Regions from separate parts of the Homo sapiens genome. Here all the other regions are linked to region 2. A link is a loop called in an ENCODE intact Hi-C map of the cell type or tissue named here. Cell type or tissue: K562. All regions are shown on one strand. Region 1 has its middle 73 kb from the start of DNAJC6-AS1. Region 2 holds the start of DNAJC6 (DnaJ heat shock protein family (Hsp40) member C6). Region 3 has its middle 53 kb from the start of DNAJC6-AS1. Region 4 overlaps DNAJC6 (DnaJ heat shock protein family (Hsp40) member C6). Region 5 overlaps DNAJC6 (DnaJ heat shock protein family (Hsp40) member C6).

The links. Hi-C counts contacts between places; a loop is a spot of excess contacts. Peaks named below come from ENCODE experiments on the same cell type or tissue, not always from the same donor. Only the 100,000 strongest peaks of a DNase experiment are listed, where the experiment ranks them.
Region 1: a loop joins it to region 2, with 2.7 times the contacts of the local background. A loop is called at or near these places in 3 of 110 quality-filtered maps.
Region 3: a loop joins it to region 2, with 2.5 times the contacts of the local background. A loop is called at or near these places in 20 of 110 quality-filtered maps.
Region 4: it touches region 2 in a loop (2.9-fold over the local background); 2 of 110 quality-filtered maps call a loop at or near these places.
Region 5: a loop joins it to region 2, with 2.0 times the contacts of the local background. A loop is called at or near these places in 3 of 110 quality-filtered maps.

The regions. Positions count from the first base shown.
Region 1 is chr1:65,233,570-65,238,569 of GRCh38, forward strand. No RefSeq gene overlaps it. Among named protein-coding and RNA genes, the nearest start is that of DNAJC6-AS1, 73 kb to the right of the region's middle. In K562, a CTCF peak has its summit at 2,495 (motif pointing right); a DNase peak (open chromatin) is centred at 2,533.
Region 2 is chr1:65,306,772-65,311,771 of GRCh38, forward strand. It overlaps DNAJC6 (DnaJ heat shock protein family (Hsp40) member C6), which reads left to right and starts at 2,772. Exons shown (of 19, transcript NM_001256864.2): 1 at 2,772-3,167. The coding sequence starts at 2,975. It overlaps DNAJC6-AS1 (DNAJC6 antisense RNA 1), which reads right to left and starts at 2,463. Exons shown (of 3, transcript XR_007066155.1): 1 at 1,724-2,463. It overlaps LOC112268227 (a long non-coding RNA gene), which reads left to right and starts at 4,473. Exons shown (of 2, transcript XR_002958317.2): 1 at 4,473-5,000. In K562, a CTCF peak has its summit at 2,668; DNase peaks (open chromatin) are centred at 2,620, 3,170 and 3,470; H3K4me3 peaks cover 1,625 bases.
Region 3 is chr1:65,253,302-65,258,301 of GRCh38, forward strand. No RefSeq gene overlaps it. Among named protein-coding and RNA genes, the nearest start is that of DNAJC6-AS1, 53 kb to the right of the region's middle. RefSeq lists silencers at 789-1,288, 1,379-1,448. In K562, a CTCF peak has its summit at 1,305; DNase peaks (open chromatin) are centred at 1,090, 1,790, 2,670 and 3,963; H3K4me3 peaks cover 3,569 bases.
Region 4 is chr1:65,374,982-65,379,981 of GRCh38, forward strand. It overlaps DNAJC6 (DnaJ heat shock protein family (Hsp40) member C6), which reads left to right. Exons shown (of 19, transcript NM_001256864.2): 5 at 4,421-4,543. Among named protein-coding and RNA genes, the nearest start is that of LEPR, 43 kb to the right of the region's middle. In K562, no CTCF peak of the experiment used is centred here; no DNase peak of the experiment used is centred here.
Region 5 is chr1:65,359,412-65,364,411 of GRCh38, forward strand. The region is part of intron 1 of DNAJC6 (DnaJ heat shock protein family (Hsp40) member C6); the gene reads left to right. Among named protein-coding and RNA genes, the nearest start is that of DNAJC6, 52 kb to the left of the region's middle. In K562, no CTCF peak of the experiment used is centred here; no DNase peak of the experiment used is centred here.

The sequences.
Region 1 (5,000 bases), 73 kb before region 2:
TTATTATGCATTTTTACTCTCTCGGGATGCAAAGATGAATCAGACCCAGTTTTTGCCCGAGACTTCTTCACAATGTACTGGAGGAGATGGCCATATTATTAGATTGCTCTATACATGACTGTTGGAGTTGATCACTGCGCTATAAAGGAAACAACAGAAGTAGTAACTCTCTTGGCTGGCCAAGTAGAGCCCATGGAAGAGCTAATATTTGAGCTGAGTGTTGCATGCAAAAGGGAACCCAAGCAGATGAAATGGTAGGCACAAGAAAGTCTGAGCATGCATGGCAGGTGGAGGCCACAGCAGTGTGAGGCAGGACCGGGGAGATAAAGATAAGATTGAATTCTACTGGGAAGGGCCTGGCCTTCATTTGGTTGGTAGTAGGCAGTATATTACCAGAAAATGACACCATCAGATTTGCATGATAACGTTGTAGCTGTACCAGGGTCTGAACTAAGATGTGGTAGCAGAGTTCAACAAAAAAGGATGGTTGGATAATAGCAGAAGAGAAAAACTTAAATGACTCTAGGGAACAAAAATGAGTGAAATAGTGGTGAATGTGAGGCAGGGAGTGGCAGGGCTGTGAGGACTGGAGGGCACTGCCCTATCAGAGGGGAGCCATTGCTCAGTTCTGGACAGTTGTTTCCATCTTAGGGATGGTGGCTCAATGCTGCCACCATCATTCAATTTGTCAAAAGAAGCCAAAAATTTGTGTTGCATGTGAAGTTTTATTTTTAAATATTTGCAGTTTTAATTTTAAAAAATTAGGGGAGGGCTTTCCAGCCTTAACAACAACAAAATGGAGAGTTATCGAGAATTCTGTTTTTATAAGAGAGCACTACCCATTTAAATCACTTGAGTTTCTCCCCTGCTCCGTAATTCAACTGATGTGATGTTTTCCCATATTAATTTCAGCCAGTGAATATGTGTAAGTATATCCAGTGATTCTCTCTCTCTCTCTCTCTCTCTCTCTACCAGAGGGACCACAATCAAGGCACCTTTTGCCTTGCTCAGGACCACAAGGAGTTGGAGACAGGGAGCTCTACTATTTGAAAGTGACTAGGAGCTAAGCAGTGCTGAGTCTTTCCTGTGGCCAGTTTTTCTCCTGCCAGGATCCTGGGGTCAGTCCCTTTAAAAAGTCTAGAAGGCCTCCCATGAAGAAATTATGTCTCATACCCCATTAGTAGTTGACACTTTGCATCCCTGCCAATCTAGTGCCATATAACCTGAGAGAGGGATGCCATTTCCTGACAAGGAGGACTCAGAAATACAAAAATGAATAGTCCATAACTAGATCAGTCAGGACAGACCAGCCACTCTCTTCAAAGTAGTGGCTCACATACACTGACCCCTCCAGATCCACTGACTATGTCAACCATCCTGGGGGCACTGACCATCTCAGACAGGCTACTCTGGACATATTGAACACCATGACATCCTGACTATTCTGGGTACATTGATCATATACACCCACCACAATATGAAAGACTTCTATTAGTCCAACAGGGTCAAGGAGAAGGGAGGCAGACTAAAATTGCTTAGAGACCTGGGTGAACCATCTTTTATATTTTATCTTTGTTAAAAAAACTTTGTTATGTTTCCTCAGTATAAAGATAATTTAAAAGAGGTGAATTATTTAGGATACACATGAAAGTCTTACCTAAAAATTTATAGATATTGTATTTATAAGTTGAGGCTAGATAGTAAGGATTCTTAGAAGATAATGACAGATGCCTAGATCTGAATCTTTCTACACATCTTCAAAAAACCATACAGGCTGGGCATGGTGGCTCACTCCTGTAATCCCAGCACTTTGGGAGGCTGAGACAGGAGTATTGCTTGTGCCCGGTAGTTCCAGGCTGCAGTGAGCCAAGATCATGCTGCTGCACTCCAGCCTGGGCAGCAGAGCAAGACCCTGTCATTCATAAATAAATAAATACATATATACACACACACATACATACATACATACAGCTCAACAAGGACAGCAAATAAAATTACAACTCATATCTACTACATATTAGGAAATTTAATAGAAACTCTCATTTTATTTAAGAGGGTAAATCATAGTCCCAGCTATTAAGCTCAGGTAGAAAGAAGAGAAAAACAGGAATTATTTGAGAAAAACATAATGCAGTCGGATCCCAGAGAGTCTCACACTAAGTGGAGAAATACTAAGAATAGCCACACTGCATTACAGCACTTGCTACTGGGGAATTGAAGGGGCTTGAAAGTGCATGGGCCCAAACATTTAAGTCTTCAGAGGGTACTGCTTCTGGGAGAGAAAAGAGGAACTAAGTAAGAAAAGGTATCTCTTGGAAATTTGGTGATGAAGAGGGAAGAAAAAGTTGGAAATTAAGAATCCTACAGAAAGAAGAGTTTCATAAAAATGATGACATATTAAACTCCCCCTAACACTCTCCACTCCATGCAGAGAAGAAAAAAAAAAAAAAAGAGAAAAGAGAAAAATGCTGTTCATTAAGGAAATTGCATTTTACTGTATCTACTGAAGAGGGCACTCTTGAGCTAAGAAACCTAGTAAACTACTCAAATCCTTCAGCCTCATTTGCAGAAACACCTGGCCCAAGAAAATCCAACAGTTTTGAAAATGAACAGAAAATCCAGCAGTCTTGAAAATGAACATCCAAAATTATTTTTTAAAGAAAAGAAAATGAGAATCAAAATTCTTCAGCTGATGAAAATATTCAAGACCCAACTTCAAGGCGGAGAAAACCACAGCACGACACTTCAACATAAATCAAATAGTATCAATGACATGTAGAAAACACACAAAACAGAAACTCACAAATGCAAAATAGAAGTGGGTACAAAACGAGGATTTGTGAAACAAGAGTTGACTGAGTACAGAAAAGAAAATGAAGGAACACACTAATCCTAAAAATTAGAGCTAAATTATAAGGTATGCAAGAAGGTGCAAATTCAAAAAAGTACACAAAGGACACATGAAAAATTGGAATGAAAATTTCCAAGAGAATTGAAACAAAATGAAAAGCCCCAAAAGAAAAGAATAGCTATAGAAGACAAAGAAGATCTAACACACCTATAATTGAATTTTCTAAAGAAGAAAAAGCAGTGAATTGAGACTAAGATTCAAAGCTATGATCCAATAAAGCTTACCAAAAGATTAAGTTGAAAAATCCTGAATCTATTTACTGAAAGGATGCTTTGTGTGAAAATTAACCCCAAGTGGTCAAGTGTAAGATATTTTCTTGTATGCCCGGGAAAATACCTCTAAACCTCCAAGCAAAAAGACCACGTGATTCAATACACAGATCAAAACAACAATGGAGCAGTGCTCTCAAGGACAGAAAGTGTGAACCATGGATTTTTATATCCAGTTAAGCTGATCTTCAGTTATCAAGATTGATAAATAGTTTTAAAATGCAAATTCAAGTTATATTTTCTTCTCTCTTTCCTTTCTTCCTTTCCTTTCTTTTCTTTTCTTCCTTCCTTTCTTTTCTTTGTCTCATATTGTCCTCCAGGCTGGAGTGCAGTGGCGTGATCATAGCTCACTACAGCCTCAAATTCCTGGGCCCAAGTGCCTCAGCCTCCAGAGTAGCTGGGACTGTAGGTGTGTGGCACCATACCTGGCTAATTTTTAATTTTAATTTTAATTTTTAATTTTTTGGAGAGATGGGATCTCACTATGTTGCCCAGGCTGGTCTTGAACTCCTGGCCTCAAGCAATCCTTCCACCTTGACATCTCAAAGTATTGGGATTACAAGAATGAGCCACCATGCCTGTATATTTTAATATTCCTTACTAGGAATCTTTTTTTTCTTTTCTTATGAGACGGAGTCTCACTCTGTTGCCCAGGCTGGAGTGCAATGGCATGATCTCAGTTCACTGCAACCTCCACCTCCTGGGTTCAAGAGATTCTCCTGCCTCAGTCTCCTGAGTAGCTGGGACTACAGGTGCACGGCACCACACCCAGCTAATTTTGTATTTCTTTTTAGTAGAGATGGGGTTTCACCATGTTAGCCAGGCTGGTCTTGAGCTTCTGACCTCAAGTGATCCGCCCACCTCGGCTTCCCAAAGTGCTGGGATTACAGGCATGAGCCACTGTGCCTGGCCCTTATTAGGAATCTGTTAACACTAGATAACAAGCCTCATTAAACCAAGAGATAACTGGAGAAAATACAGCAGGTAACTGTGGTGAACATGTCCTTTATTTAATTGAAGAGACTAAAATGAAGGCAGAGACAAAGGCGTGAGGATAATATGTAAATGTTCTATGTCCAAAAGTAGAAATAACAGAACTAAAGTAATAAAAATATAGAAGAACAGAGGGAGACAGAGGAGAGCAGAATAAGCTACTTGATTGCCATATATGTAATAGGTAGAAACTGGAGGGTATCTATATTAGTCCATTGTCACACTGTTAATAAAGACATACTTGGGACTGGGTAATTTATAAAGGGAAGAGGTTTAATTGACTCGCAGTTCAGCATGGCTGGGGAGGCCTTAGAACACTTACAATAATGACAGAAGGGGATGCAAACATGTTCTTCTTCACATGGCGGTAGTAAGAAGTGCCCAGCAAAAATGGGGAAAAGCCCCCTATAAAACCATCAGATCACACGAGAACTCACTATCAAGAGAACAGCATGAGGGTAACCGCCCCGGTGATTAAATTATCTTCCACAGGGTCCTTCCCATGACACGTGGGGATTATGGGAACTGTAAGATGAGATTTGGGTGGGAACACAGCCAAACCATATCAGTATCATTTAAAGTTGACAAACCAACTAGTAGAAAACTAAGTAAAGAAAAAGTTGTGGCAGCATTATATAGCATATTAATAGCAAATAAAAACTTTTCTAAATACCAAAATAAATTGAAAAAGGACAAAGAGAAAAGAATACATAAATGTGGTAAATTTAATGCTTAAAATAAATACAAAATAATATGATGAGCTAAGACCAAACACGTCAGCCCTATCCATAAATGTAAATGGGTTTAGTCATTTACTTTAAAAAAAA
Region 2 (5,000 bases):
TAAGCCCAAATTCTCATTCAAAGTTACAAAGACAATTTTCCATTAGGATATCCCTGGAAAAAATAATATTTAGCCTTTATTGAGCTTTTCCCATTTGAAAAACTAAGACTGCCAGGCGCTGAGCTTAAAGCTGCACCCAAGACAGACCAATAATGGTAATAGAGAACAATTGTTAAGTACTACTCTCTCTCTCAATCTGTTTCTCTCTCTCTCTCTCTCTCTCTCTCTCTCTCTCTCTCTCTCTCTCTATATATATATATATATATATATGTTAGGTACTAATCTAATTCTTCTATATAATGATGGTACTCATATTATGCTTGTTTTATAGAGTAGAACAGTGAGATATTCATTGATAAGTATATGAATTTGATCTTTAGCACAGTAAAGAAAATTTTAATGTTGAAATTGGTGCATATCCAAATTTAGGCCCAAGCCCTAGTTTTTAGGCTGTTGTAAATTAACCTAGTTATTGTATTTTCCTGCCTTAATATGCTTCTTATATCTTCAATTTTATAGGATTATTAATAGTTATCCTGATTGACTTTATTTATATTAAGTATAAAGATAAAATTCTTATAGCCCATTCAGATTTTTCTTTACACTTGCAAACTCCAGAGATAGATATTGAAAAATACAAAGGCATATGTCTCATCTATAATTTCTTTCAGCAATATGTCTGCAAGTTGAGCAAAAATAACTGAAAGTGCTCTTTTTGAAAATAATAATTTTCACTTTTCAAAAATGATCCTGTATTTATTTATTTATTTTTTGAGACAGGGTCTCAGTCTGTCACTGAGGCTGGTTCTAAATTCTATTAATCCAATGATTATAGTCCAGCATTTGTCAGGGCACATGATGAACACTAGGTATTTACTGTCCCTGTGTGTCTGTAATGAATTAAAAGAAAAAGTACAGAGAAAGATTATTTAAGATGTTATGGGAAAAGATTTACTAGACTTCACAGAATTATTACTTTAGTCAAGTAACTAAAATAATTCAATCTGACAGATTTGGAAAATTGAAAGTATAAAAATTTGTTTTAAAATTTTTATTGCAGTTTTTCCTGCCACCATTCAGATTGTTTGATCTTGTTATAAATGAGCATTAACTCTGATTTGCAATTCAGGTCACACCATACCTCATCAAAGAATGCAGTTGGGAAAGCAACTGGCCAGGAAGTTTAGGTTTCCCCAGAAGGACTGGAAGGATTTAGAAAACATTTCTTTGGACTTCTTCTGGTTGATGCTCTTCCTACAAGAATCTGTGTTTGGGTGATCCTTGTACAGGAAAATGTCTCTTAGTCCAATTTATTTTATGTAGAACTGTGTAGAGCTAGAGCTTCCCGGAAACTTTCTGAGACCCAAATCATCTGGACTGAAGTCTCTTAGATGCTATTGTTTGATTTTGTGTCCTTAGGTGATTGATATAAGGACAGCAAGAGAAAACCATGTAAGATGAGAAGAAAGCAAAGCTGGCTTTGTGTATGGGCTCAAGTACATTTTACATGCACGTACTTTTTTCCTGTTTTGGTGAGGAAACTCTGTCAAATGACTCTTGACGGGCGCCTCACTTAGTCCCTCCAAGTTTTAGTAGAGAAAATGATAATTTTTAACCAAGACTTACTTGATCTTGACCTAAGATGATGAGAATGAGCAATCCTTCTGAAATCTTATTATTTTAGGTGAAAATAAACATTCGATAATTACATTTTAAGACTTACCAGAGTTTATCCAGGTTTTGTTCAGATCCAGAACTTATACAATGTCGGAGTCTTCTTTTAAGAATACACGATGACAGATACAAAATTAGGTACACAGCTTAATTAACTTCATGATAAATTCTCTTCTGATTATGAGTTACTGCTTTCTTTGGCCAGAATTGTGAAAGAAAAATAAGGCGTGAGGCTAGAGGATGGGGAAAAAAAATCCTTGTCTATCTTGCTTCCCAAGCAGGCCTTCAAGCTAGCTAACTGAAACAGTCTTTTCTCCAGGTCCTAAGGTAAATGGTGGCGGATCTGAAAATGCGTCGGACTTAACCTTGCCCTTCTCCCCAGTTTATTCGCTCAACAAAGAGTTCTAAACAGTCACATCTGCTCTCTAGGCAGAACGGACGCTGCCTCCTAGTATTAGAATACCCAACTCTTTGATATCTCCCTTAGGGATCATCCCTATTCTGGAGAATGTGCAAAATATTGCTCTTCCTTTATATCCTAGCATAGATATATTCTGGCACTTAACATGCATTCTTTTTCTGTTGAATTGAGTTACAAGTCAGTTCTCTAGGACGGTTACCGTCCTGGTGGCTTTGGCGGAATCTTCCGGTGAAAATAGGCTAAGTTGCATGAAATGGGTGTGTCTGGATTTTACCACAAGACCCCTGGTCCTCAAAGCTTCGCAGGCCGAGATACCTCGCCCCTTTCTTCTCTGTCACACGCGTGCGAACACACCCTCCCAACCCACGTCGTAGTAGTCCCCTCCCCCGACCACCCCGCCCCGTTTCCCTTCAACCCCCCTCCTCACGAACCTCCCCTCCCTTCCTACCTCCCTTTCCTTCCCTCCCCGCGGGCCAGCGGCTTTGGCGCTGCCCTGCTGCGCGGCGGGGCGACGCGGCGACACCTATAGGATTGCTTCCGGGCACTCCTCAGCCAGGAGGTGCTGGCCTGGGGCCCGGAGCTCGGCAGGGCCGGGCGGCTCCGCGGCGTTGGCCCAGAGGACGCGCGCCCCCGCCCGGCCGCGTCTCCTTCCCTCCCTCCCTCCTCCCGGCGCCCCGAGCCGAGCTCAGCCCAGGGCGGCGGCTTCGCCTCGCCCGGCGAAGCTTCTCTCCGGTGGCCGCTCCTTCTTTTCCCTCCTCTTTGCGTCATGTCGGGCACTTAATTTTTTTTTTTTTTTAATTCCTTCTTCAGCCCTTTCCACCTTCCATCTCCCTTTTCGCTTCCCAGGTTGATTATTTTCTCTTTTCTCCGGGCTTGCCCATGAGCCTCCTCGGGAGCTACCGGAAAAAGACCAGCAACGATGGTTATGAATCTTTGCAGCTGGTGGACAGTAACGGGGACTTAAGTGCGGGAAGCGGCGGGGTTGGCGGCAAGCAGAGAGTGAACGCCGGGGCAGCGGCGCGGAGTCCCGCCCGACAGCCTCCGGACCGCGCCAGCACCATGGACAGCTCAGGTAGCGCTGCCCGAGGGGAGTGCAGCGCTGAGCCCCGCGCGGCCTCCGGAGCCTCCCAGTCGCCCGGCCCGAGGCCCCCCCGTGGTCCCCCAGCCCCGGTTTGCGAGAGAGCCGGGCTGGAGGCGAAGGCTTCTAATACCACCTGGGTGTCGAGTCTCTAATTTCTCTCATCCAGGGAGCTACGAAACGTTAGATCAGTCCTGAGGCCCAGAGACTGTAGCGAGCTCCTCCTAATCTCTCTAGACTGCTGAATACGGCAGCTGGGGGCGGGGAGGGGGAGGGAAGGAGGAGGGGAGGGGTGGAGAAGAGAGGGGAGCGGGTGGGGCGAAGAACGGCTTGGGAGGAGGGCTGGGAGAGGCAGCTGCTTTCACTGCCCAGCTGGATGAGGGGGAGAGGTGAAGGAGCATGTGCGTTGATTGTTTTTGCAGCATGCAGACGGTATTTATTCCAATTGTTATTCTTGCAATGCTGATGCTATTTGCAATTCTGTAAAGCTCTGCCACATCTTAACTCAGCCGTCTGCTAGGGTTAATGTTACCTTTCTCCTGCAGTTTTTAACCTGGGATCTAGAGCTCTTTTACACAGCTTTTACTGTTTGCACAATGAAATTTATTTCATGTGTTGGCTTTGATCTTGTTTGTCCTTTTGCTTGAGTGTACAGATTTCATAAACCTTTACATGTAGGGACAAGGAAATTCCTCTAAACTTTGTATCGGGGCTTGCAACTGTCTTTTATAAAAGGTTTGGCAAGTTAGAGTCCTCTCTTGGAACTGCTGTTGGCATTTGCGATTTCAATAGCAAAACAGTCATTTAATATATCCATGTTGGACTAGGAGTATTATTATAGCTATTTGCTTACTTCTGCAGGGAACCAGGTTCGGAGAATTGTTTACAGAGATATTTATAATTGAAGTCCTCAGTGGTTGGTTCTACACTGGTAACTTTAATACTGGACAACTGAGGATTCCAGAGGAAAGATTCATATGGGGTCGTTTGAACAGTAATGAAATCAAACTGAATTTAAATGCCCTGCTTTGCAAACAAATGCTTGTTTATTTTAATTGTGTAATGGCTGTCCTTGGGCTATTATTTTCTATTTTCCTTGTCCCAAAGTGGGATGAAATATTGTCCACAGATGCTCAAATGTCCTGGGCTGAAAACAAATTCTACTCATTGAAGCTCTTATTGAAGTTAACCAAGATATTGATGGGACATTCTCTTAGACCATTTTAAATAAAACTAAAATGATCCCCAAGGGATTGATGGTTTCAGGACTGTTTTTTTTTTTTTTTTTTTTTTTTTTTGAGGCGGAGTCTCACTCTGTTGCCCGGGCTGGAGTGCAGGGATGCGAACTCGGCGGACTGCAAACTCCGTTTCCCGGGTTCAAGCGATTCTCCTGCCTCAGCCTCCTGAGTAGCTGGGATTACAGGCACCTGTCACCATGCCCGGCTAATTTTTGTACTTTTAGTAGAGACGGGGTTTTGCCATGTTGGCCGGGCTGGTCTTGAACTCCTGACCTCAGGTGATCTGCCTGCCTCGGCCTCCCAAAGTGCTGGGATTACAGGCATGAGCCACCGCGCCCAGGCAGGACTTTTTTATTGATGTTGTATGTGGTTATTCAATGTATGTTTTTTCAAATCTGTGATATATCAAAGTGTAATCCATCTTTTGACTGGATGTAATCTCCTTTAAATCTTAAAAAGATTCATGTTCTCTGAATGATGCCACCATAATAATGTTTACATGTAGTGAGCATGTAAACAATTGAAATGAAAACAAACATATTCCAAATGAGTGTGAAGGAGCCTCACTTCAGGAAAATGAAAGAAATAT
Region 3 (5,000 bases), 53 kb before region 2:
TGAGTAGCTGGGACTGAAGGTGTGTGCCACCATGCCTGGCTAATTTGTGTCTGTGTGTGTGTGTGTGTGTGTGTGTGTGTGTGTATGCATTTTTGGTAGAGACGGGTTTTTGCTTTGTTGTGCAGGCTGCTCTTGAACTCCTGGGCTCAAGTGATCCGACTGCCTCAGCCGCCTGAAGTGCTGGGACTACAGGCGTGAGACACCGTGTCCGATCTCCACTGGTGATTTTAATTTTGGTCACCGATAGAAGCTCTTGTCTGATATTATTTGGGCCTACAAAAATGGCAATTTCATAATTTGACCTAACATAAAACCTTTTTACTGAGGTTTTAGATATCTAACCTGTACTCTCTGACGCTCGGTTTCCCTATCTGTTGAGTTTGGAGATTGTTTCTGCCCCACGAGTATTACTGGAGGGGTTAAATAAGATGATGTATGTAAAATCTGCCACATAAAAAGCATTCTATAAATATTAGCTATTATTATTGCAGCCAGGTCGTGTTCAAGGGCATTGGTTTTGATCTTCCTCTCAGTCTCTCCCAATTCCAAGCAAAATCTCAACAGAGACCAGTGATGGCATGGGGATGGGGTGAGGGAGCCTCACTTCTGCCATCTCAGTTTCCTCATCTGGAAAATGGGAAACGCCTCCCACACCACGGGGTTGCAATGAGGTTTCATGAAATGTGTGTAAAAGTAACTGGACATAGAACAAGTTCTTAAAAAATCATGTGGGTGACTAGTAATCTCTTGTATTAGGAAAACAGGAATATCTGTCAGAACTAAAACCACGTTCTAACGTGATGTTTCATTTTGAGGCGGTAGCACGGTGTGAGTAAACATCGTCAGAGTCTAGGGCTCTGGAATTTCTTTAGCGCTGTGTGATTGTGGGCAGATGCCTTACCCTCTCGGAGTGTGGAGTGTATGGTTTGTAACAGGGAGATAAAACGGGTGAGAGCCCCCTAGGACTCCTGTGTTAATAAAGGGTGCTAACGGTGCCCCCCGAGTGAGCGGCGCGGGCCCGCGCGCACCCGCACGCCTCGGGCGCCAGGCGCCGCCGTGTGGGCGGAGCCGGGCAGCCTCCCCTGTCGGCGCCAGCCACGGCTCCCGGCCCCAAGCTCCGCCCCCGGCGCGCATCTCCCAGCAGCGGCCCGGCACCTGGCAGACGCGCGGCGGCGGCGGCGAGCGGTGGCGCTCGGCTCGGGCGACCGCGGCGGGGGAGGGCGCGGCGCACCGATGGGCGCCACTGAGAAGGGAGGCCAGAAGAGCCGGAAGCTGTTTTCCTTGCGGCGGCCGTGGAAGGCGACCCGGCGGCTGTGGAGGCCACGCTCAGCTCGCCAGGCGGCGCAGGGTGAGTGTGGGCGCGGCCGGTCGGGACCTGTTACCCTGAGGCAGGGGCGCAGCGGCGGCGGGGCCGTCCCCGGCGGTCTCTCGGGTCGCGTTCCCGGCCCTGGGAGCCTGGATGCCTAGGCGACGCCCGAACCCGACCCTCGGTCGCGGGTACCGGGACCGCTGGGGAAGCGCAGGGGCTGATGTCGGCACAGTCTCCTTTCCTCTAGCCCCTGCTCGTTGCTTTGGCTCTGGACACAGGGAAGCCACGGTGGCGCGGCGACACAGCCTCACTGAGGTTAGCTTGTCCCCGGCCCCCAGCACCTGGCCTGGCGCCTGCAATGCAGTGCCTACTGGGGGAATGAATCAGAACCCGAGGCTCCCTTCAAGGTCCTCCCGCCCTGTACCCACCTCCTCTCTACCTGCCTGCGGTGATTTCGAAGCTCTCGCCACGATAAACTATTTCCAAGCACACTCAGTCCTGTCCTCGCCAGGGCCTCAACTCACAGCCAATCACTGACTCACTCCATTCATTCATTCCACAATTTTTATCGAGCCCCTCCATCTGCCTTGGCCGGAGAACACGATGGGCAAAGCCCGGATCTTGGAACTACTTCTAGAGAGGAAGACAGACATTACACACGCAAAACAGAGAAAGCCCGGTACACATTGCTATGTGCGCTTAGAGGGAATCAGTCTGCTGACAGAGGAAAAAAGGCAGGTCCCCGAGCTTCCATGGCAGGCGGACTGGGAAGGCCTCTCCGAGGCATTGCAAGTCAGCGGAGACCCGAGGACTGACTAGGAGTTACTCTAGCGTGAAGCCGAGTAATAGAGAATAGCAAGTGGAAAGGTTCCCAGAGTGCCTGAATTGAGCAAGGGGAAAGAGAGGGATGCAGGGCCTGGATCGAGGTCTGGGCAGAACATGAAGAGGAGTTCGGATTTTATTCTACGTGAGCTGGGAAAACACTGAAGTGTGCTAAGCAGGGAAGTGACCTGATCTGGGGGCTCCCGGCTTTTCTCTGTCTGCAGTGTCCATGCTCGCATCTCAGCCTGCCGGATTCCTACCCTCCTGCCAAGACTAGCACAAATGCAGTCTCCTCGCTGAAATCTCTGTGGTTCCTGCCACCTGTAACCCCTCCTTTAGCATTTCGTCACCTGTAGAGCGTTTGTCACTGTTCATCTGGTATTAAAGATTCCACATTCTCATCCATTTCATCTTTGCATCCCCCACGAGGCTAAGTGCAGGGCTTGGTACTGTGTAGATACTGCTTATGAATGTGTCTTGTCTTGTCCTTTTTGTCTGTTTCCATCATCTGAGGATCCTTCCTCTGGGGGGTTGACATGCCTTATTTCTAAAATGGCCGACCGGATGCAGGGCAGAGCCAGATTGCACCAGGACCCTGCCATCGATATAGTCCCCCTCACCCACCCCCGGTGTTTTGAGGATTAAATAAATTAATGAATTAAACGAGTTAGTAGTTATAAAGTGTTAGCACCTATTAAGCATTATAAAAATAAATTTGAAAATGACCAGCAATAATTATCTTTCAAATATTTATTTATTGCATTGGAAACAAGCTTTTCTATTGGTGGTTGTTAGGGAGACTCTGCAGCTTGTCATTGTCATCTTGCCGGCTTTTAAGTATGTGTTCCTACTTTTTAAAAGTCAGTGCACCAACAAAATTCTTTCCATACTGTCATCAAGAACTATTGCTGAGGCCGGGCGCAGTGGCTCACCCCTGTAATCCCAGCACTTTGGGAGGCCAGGCGGACGGATCACTTAAGGTCAGGAGTTCGAGCCCAGCCTGGCCAAGGTGGTGAAACCCCGTCTCTACTAAAAATACAAAAATTAGCTGGGCGTGGTGGCATACACCTGTAGTTCCAGCTACCTGGGAGGCTGAGGCAGGAGAATCGCTTGAACCCAAGAGGCAGAGGCTGCAGTGAGCTGAGATTGCACCACTGCACTCCAGCCTGGGCCACAGAGTGAGATTCTGTCTCAGACAAACAAACAAAAAGAACTATTGCTGAAACTTAATAGGGCCGAAGGCTGACCACTTTTTATCATGAGCTTGAATGAGATCGATGATTGCAACAAGTATTCCTTGAGTGATAATTACATGCATAGTGTTATTCCAGATGTTGTGTGAATGCTTACAAAAGAGGAATAGATGAATATTGCCACTGTAGTAACTTGGATTAGAATAAGTGTTCTAGTTTTATAATTTTTATTTTAATTTTTAAAATCTTTAAAGTTCCGGGATACACATGTAGGATGTTCAGGTTTGTTACATAGGTAAAGGTGTGCCTTGGTGGTTTGCTGCACCTATCAGCCCATCACTTAGGTATTAAGCCCAGCATGCATTAGCTATTTTTCCTGATGCCCTCCCTCCCCTGCCCTCACCACCACGGGCCCCATTGTGTGTTGGTTCCCTCCCTGTGTCCTTGTGTTCTCATTGTTCAGCTCCCACTTATAAGTGAGAACAACTGGTGTTTGGTTTTCTGTTCCTGCATTAGTTTTATAATTTTTAAAACCAGATCTTTAGTGCCTATACAACCATCTCCGCTTCTGCGTTCCTGACCTAGCGTTTACTCACAGCTTCCCAGGGCTCATTGCCATCCCACACCTCTCTTTTCTTAGATAGGATCTTGGCTGCTCACTACATTCCTCTACTATCTATCTTCCCCTTCCCCCATAAGCCCTGGGGATAAAGCCATTATAATATCTAATGTTACATGATACTTGACATCTTATAGAATAGTTCAACTACAGGATTTTGTTTAGATCTTGACAATACTCCTGGAAGGAGAGAGGGCAGATGTTATGTATTTCCCCCATTTTATATATAAGGGAAGGTGAAACAAGCGGCACTAAGTGATATGCTGGAGGTCATGTGACTGGTGAGTGTCAGACTCAGGCCTGCCTACCTATACAACATGCTTTCTGCCACATCTCCCTCCACACATGAAAAAACATGTTTCAATAGCTATACTCATGGAAGAGGGAAGTAAAACGAATAAATATTATGCAATAAATCTATATCTCAATTTTATTTGATTTTTTAAAGTTAACCTGAATTTCTTATGATGATGTTAACATCACTTTGGGCATCTAGAATCATACACTTTGACATCACACAGGCTATGATTTAAATCTGCCACTAATAAATGGCACATTAATAAACTGTGTGATATCAGACAGCATCCTTAGTCTTTCAAAAATGGAGTTATATATTATCTGAAAAATGAGGATGACAATTCCTATGTCATGTAACTGTGATGATTAAATGCATTTCTGGTACATAGAGGTTCACAAAGGGCTGGTTATTTTTAAATTAATATTAGGTTTACTATTGTATGTATTAATATTAATAAAACAAAACCTAATATGGTTGAAAATCTAGACTATTCTTAGAAAATAGTCTAGAAAACCTAGAAAAGTCTAGAAATTATTAGCAAACCATAATATTAATATGGCTGAAAATCTGGACTACTATTAGTATACTATTGTTAGTATAGAATAATAATAGTCTAGATTTTCATAAGAGTCCAGACTACTATTAGTCTAGATTAATGCTTAGTCTAGATTTCAACCATATGATCACACTCAAAATATGTTTAAAAGTTCAGTGTGCTCTGGGAAGCAACCACAGCTGGAGGCTTCTTTGAGGAAGTTA
Region 4 (5,000 bases), 68 kb after region 2:
TTTTTTTGAGACGGAGTTTTGCTGTCACCCAGGCTGGAGTGCAGTGATCTTGACTCACTGCAACCTCCGCCTCCTGGATTCAAGCAGTTCTCCTGCCTCAGCCTCCCAAGTAGCTGGGATTACAGGCACCTACCACTATGCCCGGTTAATTTTTGTATTTTTGGTAGAGACGGGGTTTCACCATGTTGGCCATGGCTGGTCTCAAACTCATGACCTCAAGTCATCTGCCTGTCTCAGCCTCCCAAAGTGCTGGGATTATAGGCGTGAGCTGCCGAGCCTGGCCTCATGAGGATTTTTATCATAAAGGGATGTTGAATTTTATCACATACTTTTTCAGCATCTATTGAAATAATCACGTATTTTTTGTTCTTGATTCTATTCATGTGGTATATAACATTTATTGATTTGCATATATTGAGCCATCCTTGTACCAATGAAGTAAAACTTTTTTTTTTTTTTTTGGAGACGGAGTCTCGCTCTGTCACCCAGGCTGGAGTGCAGTTGTGCGATCTCGGCTCACTGCAAGCTCCGCCTCATGGGTTCACGCCATTCTTCTGCGTCAGCCTCCCGAGTAACTCGGACTACAGGCACCTGCCACCACGCCCGGCTAATTTTTTTGTATTTTTAGTAGAGACGGGATTTCACTGTGTTAGCCAGGATGGTCTCGATTTCCTGACCTCGTGATCCGCCTGCCTCAGCCTCCTGAAGTGCTGGGATTACAGGCGTGAGCCACCATGCCTGGCCATGAAGTGAATCTTTGTTGATAATGGTGAATGATCTATTTAATGTGTTGTTGCATTTGTTTTGCAAGTATTTGGTTGAGGATTTTTGTATCTGTGTTCTTCAGTGACACTGGCTTGTAGTTTTCCTTCTTTGTTGTATCCTTCTCTAGTTTTAGTATCAGGTAATGCTGGCTTTGTAGAATGAGTTCGAAAGTATTTCCTCTTCTTCCATTTTTAAAAAATAGTTTGAGTAGGATTAATATTCATTCTTTTTTAAATATTTGGTAGAATACAGCAGTGAATCCGTCAGGACCTGGGCCTTTCTTTGATAGGAGAATTTTTATACAGCCTCAATCTCATTACTTGTTACTGGTTTGTTGAGGTTTTCTATTTCTTCATGGTTCAATCTTGGTAGGTTGTATGTGTCCAGGCATTTATCCATTTCTTCTAAGTTTTCTGATTTGTTTGGTATATAATTGTTCATAGTAGCCGTCTCTTATGAGTCTTTGTATTTCTGAGGTCTCAGTTGTTAGGTCTCCTTTTTCATTCCTGGCTTTATTTATTTGGGTCTTCTCTCTCTTTTTCTTAGCTTACCTAGAGGTTTATTGATTTTGTATATTGTTTCAAAAAAAACAACCTTTTATTTTGTCGAAATTTTTTTCTTTTTAGTTTCAATTTTCTTAATTTTTGCTCTGGTCTTTATTATTTCTTTCCTTCTAGTAATTTTGGCTTTAGTTTGTTCTTGCTTTTCCAGTTCCTTGAGGTGTATTGTTAGGTTGTTAATTTGAAGTCTTTCTACTTTTTCGATATAGGTGTTTATTGCTATAAACTTTCCTCTTAGTACTTCTTTTGCTGTATCCCATATGTTTTTGTATATTTCCATTTTAATTTGTTTCAAGAAATTTTTAAATTTCCTTCCTAATTTCTTCATTGACTCATTGGTTGTTTAATTTCCATGTGTTTATGTATTTTCCAAGTTTCCTTTTGTTATTTAGTTGTAAAGTTTTATTCCATTGTGGTCAGAGAAGATGCTTGGTATGATTTCTATTTTATTTATTTATTTATTTTATTTATTTATTTTTTTGAGACGAAGTCTTGCACTGTTGCCTGGGCTAGAGTGCAATGGTGTGATCTCAGTTCACTGCAACCTCCACCTCCCAGGTTCAAGTGATTCTCCTGCCTCAGCCTCCTGAGTAGCTGGGATTACTGGTGCCTGGCACCATGCCCAGCTAATTTTTTGTGTTTTTAGTAGAGTTTCACTGTGTTGGCCAGGCTGGTCTTGAACTCCTGACCTCGTGATCTGCCTGCCTAGGCCTCCCAAAGTGTTGGGATTACAGGCGTGAGCCACCACACCTGGCCAATTTCTGTGTTTTTGAATTTGTACAGACTCGTTTTGTGGACTATGGTCTATTCTAGAAAATGTTCCATGTGCTAATGAAAAGAATATAAATTCTGCAGCAGTTGGGTAAAATATTCAGTAAATGTCAATAAGGCCTATTAGATCTTGAACCTGGGTTTTAAAAGATGAATTGGAGTTTACCAAGAGAAGAAAATACATTGCAGACAGAAAGGAGCTTGTACAAATGTACATTTTATGATTCCTCTGACAGCAAAATGTATCTTCCCAGTTATTCTGTATTTTTAGTCAGTAAGTCATTTCCGTTCCTTGAAAACAAACACGTCAATGGGGAATATATATGTGGGTAAAGACTAGACCAGAAACAGTCCTGAATCATGTTGGGTAAAAGGGGCAAGGCATCATAAAGTTTAAATTGACAGAGGCCAATGCTAGATCACCCTGGACTGTTTGGGAGCTATGCCAAACATTTCAAATACTTTGTTTAATAAACCATACTTGTCTCTCCTAAAGGTATATGAAAGTGGGTAACCTGGAAGGTCTCCTGACATTTGCCCCACAGTCATCTTGTAGAAAAAAGTTACAAATTAACAAAAAAGAATGGGCTTTCTTGGCAGCCCCAGACAGAGAAACTCAATGTGTTTGCTTTTAGACGTCAGCTCTACCAAGAGCACAGATAATTTCCTAGTCGTATTTTGATTATTTATTATCTGATTACCAGAAAAGGGCTAATCAAACAAATTCCTCCTGCCTCCCTTTCCCATGGTCAAATAGAAGGAATTCGAGACATTTGGGATTGCAGAGCACATTCTGACATCATCTGTATGAAGCCTCTTCTTTCTGCAGAATTCCGTATCTCAGGAAATAGCACTTCTTGTATCCTTCTATCCAGCCATTCAAGCTGGAAACTTGGAGTTCAGGCTTGACTCTTTCCTCTCCCTCCCCTGACACACTCTTCAGTACACCCCTCCACATGCACACACTGCCACCATGTATCACCTGTCTTATGTCCAGGTGTCCCACCACCTATCTCCTGAGTCCCTCAAGTGTGTTTGTACCCCACTGCTACTCAGCTAGCCTTAGCCACTATCATCCCTTATTGACACTCCTCACCAACCTCCTGACTGGTCTTCCTACCTTTAGGCTCTTGTTATCCATTTCTGTTCTCCATACTGGAGCCTGAAAGATCTTTGGAAATGTAGATCTGAGAGTCATTCTCCTCCTTAACAAGACTGTATAATCTGGCCCTTCAGTCTACACTCTCACCATGAAGGACTTCATTTTTTTCAAACATGGCCAGTCCTGACTGCAGGGCTTTGCACTGGCAGTTACCCGATAAAATGATAATAATTGCCAACATTTATTATCACTCTGGGTGTGTCAGATACTGAGCTAAGCTCTTGAAGTACATGTTCATGTAGTATCCTGTGAGTTATGTAAGAGGTACTGTTCACCACATTTTATGAAGAAAGGCTTAAAGAGGTTATGAAGTTTGTCCAACTCTAAGCTTCTCCTTGTTGTTTCTTAGCTAGATTAGTAAGTATGTAATCAACTGGGGATCATGCCTTAACAGTATTTTGAGGCAAGTGATAATGTCAGCCAGTGTGCTGTTGTAACATGATTTATATTCAGAAGATCTGGGCTGCAGTGCTGACGCTGAGCAGCAGTGTGACTCTGGATAACCTCTGAGAGTCAGTTTTCTCATCTGCAAAATGGGGTTTATATTAATACCTGTCTTAGATGATTGTTGCATGGATCAGAGCCAAGCAATATTCCTATAACTTAGTTGATGATCCATAATGTGTGAAAAAAATATGCATGTTAAATGAATGAAAATGCCAAGGGTTTCCCCTGTAAGTTGTGTCCTTTGATTAAAAGAGAAAAAAAATAGATCCATGCACAAGCCTGCCTTTGGCTCACTCTATAGCACTTTTCATGTTATCACGAGAGCTGGGATAAATTAGAGATGGTGCAGGACTTATAACCCTATAATTAAACATTTGGGGGGAGGTCAAAACATTTTATGCTTAATAGAAATGAAATTCTATGTAACCTCACAGAATAGAAAAAAATCCAAGGATGTATTTGAAATGGTCTAGTTTAATTTAAAATGTGCTTCAAAATGTGTTTTCATACCTTTACTGAATGAGAATTCTTTAATTTAAAAAATTGCTGTGTTAAACACCCTCTTCTTCATGCATTTGGACCCTGTTCCCACTATTCCTATCTATATTAAGAGAGGATGTGGTATCACTTCCAGAAGATGTTGGTTGGTGTGATAACCTGCTTATGAAGAGGAAGTTGCTGGAGGAATTAATTTCCTTTTGCTGTGCTCCCTTAGGTCTCAGAATGCAGTTGGCCCATTAGGCAGGCTCCCAGTCTGCACAACCTTTTTGCTGTGTGTCGGAATATGTATAACTGGCTACTGCAGAATCCCAAAAATGTCTGTGTTGTCCACTGCTTGGTGAGTAACCTTTTGTTGTTGGTGGTGATGGTTTGGTTTGGTCAAATATGGATGAGCCTGTACACAATGGTAGACAGGTAACATTTGAGTTCAATAGGATTTACTGAGCCCATATTTAGGAATTGGGTAATGTGAGAGTTGTAAAAATAAGAAAGGGATTTATTATTCTTGACTTAAAGCTTGACTACTAGTGGGAAAGGCAGATGTATACACAACTCACATAGTGTGGGGACTCTAGAATGTGCTAAGTATTATAAAGGAGGTAGAAACAGGAGTAGTGTGTGCACAGCTAAAAATGCCATTGACTTTTGTGTGAATAAAGTTAACATTAACATATTGGCGTATTTATTTTTTCTTCCTGTTTGTGTTTGAATAAAAATAAAAGAAAAAAGATACCTATGTCCTTGTAAGAAGTCACATAGATTGACTGTATTTTAGAGCATTCCCAGTGAGACTA
Region 5 (5,000 bases), 53 kb after region 2:
ATTCTCTGATGTTTGTCCTTGGTGGGCTTAGATTTTCACACCACAGACATCATTGAAACAAGAATCTACTTGGAGCCTTAGAGGCAGTCCTGGACCTTTCTCTTTGGATGGCACTCACATGCTCTGTCAACTCTGATGTCCTCACCTTCACTCTCTTACACCCTCAAATCCCTGAGGACCCTTAGTAAGCAGAGTGTTCTTTCCACTGGGTGCCATTTTAGCCAAAGTATTTAGAAAGGTGTTGGAGGTAGCAAGCTCTGCATTCCTAAGAACACAAGTGGTGTTAACCATCTGATGCAAGGGTTGGAAAACTTTTTCTGTAAAGGGCCAGAGAGTAAATGCTTTAGACTTTGTGGGCCGTAAGATCTGTGGCACTACTATTTTAACTCTGCATTGTAGCATGAAAGCAACCATAGGCAAGATGTAAACACATAAGGGTACTTTACTTCTGGACATTGAAATTTGACCCTCATACCAGTTTCATGTTATGAAATATCATTCTTCTTTCTACTTTTTTCAATCATTTAAAAATGTAAAAGCCATTGTTATTTCACAGACTGTACAAAAACAGGCCGTGGACTGGATCTGGCCCATGGGATCCAGTTTGTTACCCCTTGATCTACCGTGGTCATTGTTTGTCTTCTGCATTTCTTTCTCATTGCACCATTTTCTTCTTTGTTGTGCCATATTTTGAAACCTCTCTGCCCTTTCTCTTAACTAGCTGAGGCTAAAATATTTGCAGAATCTGCACTTTTGGCACTTATGTGGCTCATCAGGGAAAGCCAGAATATCTACCTAAAAGAACCAGTAGAGCAACATCAAATAATGCCCCTCTTCTTTTTTGTGTGGCCTTGCCAGTTCAACGTATAATTTGAATATATGAAGGTTACAGATGGACTCTGGCAAGTTGTTCTGATTTCTGCAGCATTCCAAAGCTCTAATGAGCAGAGCATGCAGCCTGAGGGATGGTGAGAGTCTGATTTTTAGATAATCAAGGATATTTATATCTTTTAATAGGCTGGTGCCTTGTAGTTCTATTCCAGCATAAAACTGAGAGTTGAAGAGACATCTAATCAATTTGATGTCCTCTCTTTAACAGTTATATATCAAAGGGGTGTTCAGGCTGAACACATGAAAATGTTACAGGGATGGAAATGGGAGAATTATAAACATTTTATGCTGCTCTATCCTCACTATATTTAAAACAAAAACATGATACAGATTTTTACATGGTGGGGTGTGTTTACAGGGAAATAATGTGCTCTATTTCATATGAAACAGGACACAAGAGAGCATTCTCAGATTTGTAACACTAGCCGTAGTCTGTGGAGGTGCCCATTAGACCTGTTCCTGGCCTTTTATTCAGGGCTGTGAAGCAGTAGGGGCGACAGAGGCTCGGCTGCCTGCGTAATGAGATTGACTTGGTTTGCCTGGCATGCAGTGATTTATGAGGGTGCTTATTGTAGGGATATCTGCCGCTGAGAGCAGCCAGATGAAAGGTGTGTGGGTGAGAGGTGGAGGAGAGCAGGGAATAGGAGAGAGGCAGTTGTGTATAGGCAGGTAAGGCTCATCTTGATTATAGTTGTTGGAATCCTGAGCTGAGTGAAGATGTAGAATAGTGTGAAATGGTAGATTAGCAAGGCTTTGGAATTGCACAGATATGGGTTTGAATTGCTGACCCTTCCACTCGTTAACTGGACTCTTTGGTGAGTTACTTTCCTTCTTTGAGCTTCCATTGCTTCATCTGTAAACTGGGGATAATAACCACTTCCACTCTCCCGCTATATGAAACTGTACTATCATAAAGGTCTGAGCACAGTTCCTGTTGCATTGGAGAGCTCAGTTAGTGGTAGAGATGATTAATGTTTGTCCATATGTCCATTCATTGTTTGTTTACCAGTATTCAATGTGCTTTGCAATTTCTAACAGAGCCTCATTTTCTAATAGATGTCTAATGGTGACTTAGACATCTGTTAGGTATCAATAGCTCTTAAGATCAGGATGGAAGAACATGACAGTCAACATGTATTTATAGATATATGTATGAACATCTAAGTGGCATGTAGGAGTGTACTGGTACCTGAAATATGATTGAAAGAACAGCCACCTGGCCAGTAAGCACAGTAAAAGATACTTCACCTCACTAGTAATCAGGGAAATTACCAAAATAGGACCAAAGTGAGATACTTATTTATACTTGACAAAGTGGTAAAAATGTAAAAGTCTGACAATACTAAGTGTTAAGGAGAATATAGAGTGAAGGAACACATATGTACTAGTTGTAGGAATTTAAACTGCTGTGACTGCTTTGGAGAATGGTTTGTCAATATCTAGATATATGAAGTGTACATACCTTATTTACTGGCAAATTCTGCTTGTAGGTATAATCTAGAGAGAGTCTTATGTATGTTATCAAAGTCATGTGTTCCTCACTGTGTTGCTTATTATAACAAATAGCCTACGTGTCCATCAGTGGGGTAATTGATACACACATTAATTGAGCTAAAGCTGCATTTGGTACCAGCATAGGTGAATTTTAAACAAAAGTAAGTGAAAAAAATAAAGTTGCAAAATTATGCAAATAGAAAACCATTTATGTACAGCTTGAAATCTTGGAAAATAATATTAATACATTTTTTGTGGATACAAACATATGGAATACAAGTTTGAAGAAATTAATTGGAATGACAAATATAAAATTCAGGCTGATATTAGGAGAAGAAAGTGGGATGTGATTGGAAGGGTTGCCTGGGTTCACTAGCTTGTATGCCCTTAGACAAGTTTCTTAACGTCTGTGCCTCAGTTTTCTGATCTATAACATAGGAATAATAATATTATCTATTTCATTGGGATGCTATGAGGATTAAATGACTGAATATAGATAAAATGCTTAGAAAAATACCTACCAGATAGTAAGTGTTATATATAAGTTAGCAATTATAGTGCCTATTACGTGAATATTTTTATTATTCTTTATTTTGAAAATCTTATATATTGCAAGTTTTGAAAAAGAATAGATGCCATTCTTGTCTTTTGTCATCATATAGTTGGAAAGTGAACAAAGATTAAAAATACCATCAATACAGGAATTTCAGGATGTGGCATAATAGAGTTTAGCTACGTTCTCTTGACCCCTAGATTTATTAGGTACCATGCCAACAGCTTTATATGCATTTATTTAATCTTTCCCTATGGAGTAGGCACAATTTTTATCCCTATTTTACAGATGGGAAGAAAGAGATTTAGAAAGACTGACTTCCAGGGTCACACAGCTAGGGGTAGCAAAGCTGGGCAGGAACCCAGGTGAGAATGACTCACGCTCTTGACTGCTAGGCCTTAAAGCCCTACCTGGCCACTGTTCACATTAACCACCTCCTCTACACAGATTCCTGCTTCCTTCCTGTATCAGCCTGCATAGGTTAGGTTGTGCTTTGGTTATGAACATTCCCAAAAGATCAGCGGCTTCTATTAACAAACAGGTGTTTCTTACTGTATTAGTCTGTTTTCACGCTGCTTTAAAGAACTACCTGAGACTCAGCAATTTATAAAGAAAAGAAGTTTAATTGATTCACAGTTCCACATGGCTGTAGAGGCCTCAGGAAACTTACAACCATGACAGAGGGTGAAGGGGAAGCAAGTCACATCTTACATGATGGCAGGACAGAGAAAGAGAGCAAGGACGGAAGTGCCACATTTTAAAACCTTCAGATCTCTCACTGTCATGAGAACAGCATGGGGAAAATCCACCTCCATGATCCAATCACTTCCCACCAGGTTCCTCCCCTGACCCGTGGAGATTACAACTTGAGACGAGATTTGAGTGGGGACATAGAACCAAACCATATTACTTACTCATGCCAAATATTCATCAAAGGTCACCTGGGTCATCAAAGGTCATATGCCACATAGCTCCTTTCTCTGGGACCCAGAAGTCATGGACAGAGCAGCCACAGTCTCCAACCTTGCTGATTGCTATGGCAAAGGGAGAGAGAAATACAGACAGAGAGAGAGAGAGACAGAGAAAGAGAGAAAGAGAGAGAGAAAAACTATGGAGAATATCACATTGACAGTTAAATGTACCCTGGAAGTGATGCACAACATACACTGTGATACACAGCACTTCCCCTCACACACATAGGCTGGAGCAGTGGTTTTCAACCAGGGGTGATTTTGCCTCCACTAGGGGATATTTGCCAATCTCTGGAGACATTTTTTATTGTCACAACTCAGAGGTGGAGTGGGGGTTGGGGCAGGTGCTACTGGCATCTAGTGAATAGAGGCCAGGAATGCTACTCAACACCTTGCAGTGCACAGGGACAACCCCCTCAAAACACGCACAATAAAGAAGTATTTAGCCTAAAATGTCAATAGTGCTGAGATTGAGAAGCCCTGGACTGGAGCTAAGCACAAGGGGCCAAAAAGCGCAATTTTAAGAAGCTATAAAGGGAAGAGAACCTGAAATATTTGACAGATAGCACTAATAGCTGCCATGCATCCTAAGGCCTAAAAGCTGTACTAAAGCCCCTTCAGAAGGTGTTTTTCATGATAGAAGTGAACCAGTGCTTTAAGGGATAGCCATGGAATGGGGCTTCTAGTATAGTCAGCTTCATCAGAGGGCCGAGGAGTGCCCTGGACTCACTGAAGTTGACTACTGCTCTTCCTCAGCAGTCTCTCTGGAGCAGCACTGTCCAAATGTAGTACAATAAAGGCCACATACGTAGCTTAAAAATTTTCAGTATCCACACCAAACAGGTAAAAAGGAGCAGGTGAAATTGATTTTACAGCTATAATTTCTTTAATTCAATATATTTAAATTATTATTTCAACATGTAATCAGTATAAAAATATTGAGATACTTTACATTCTTTTTTTTTTGCACCAAGCCTTTGGAATGTGTTGTGTGTTTTATATTTACTGCACATTTCAGTTGAGACTAGCCATATTTCAGGCGCTCAATTGTTACACATGGCTAGTAGCGGCAATACTGGAGGTTTCTGTTC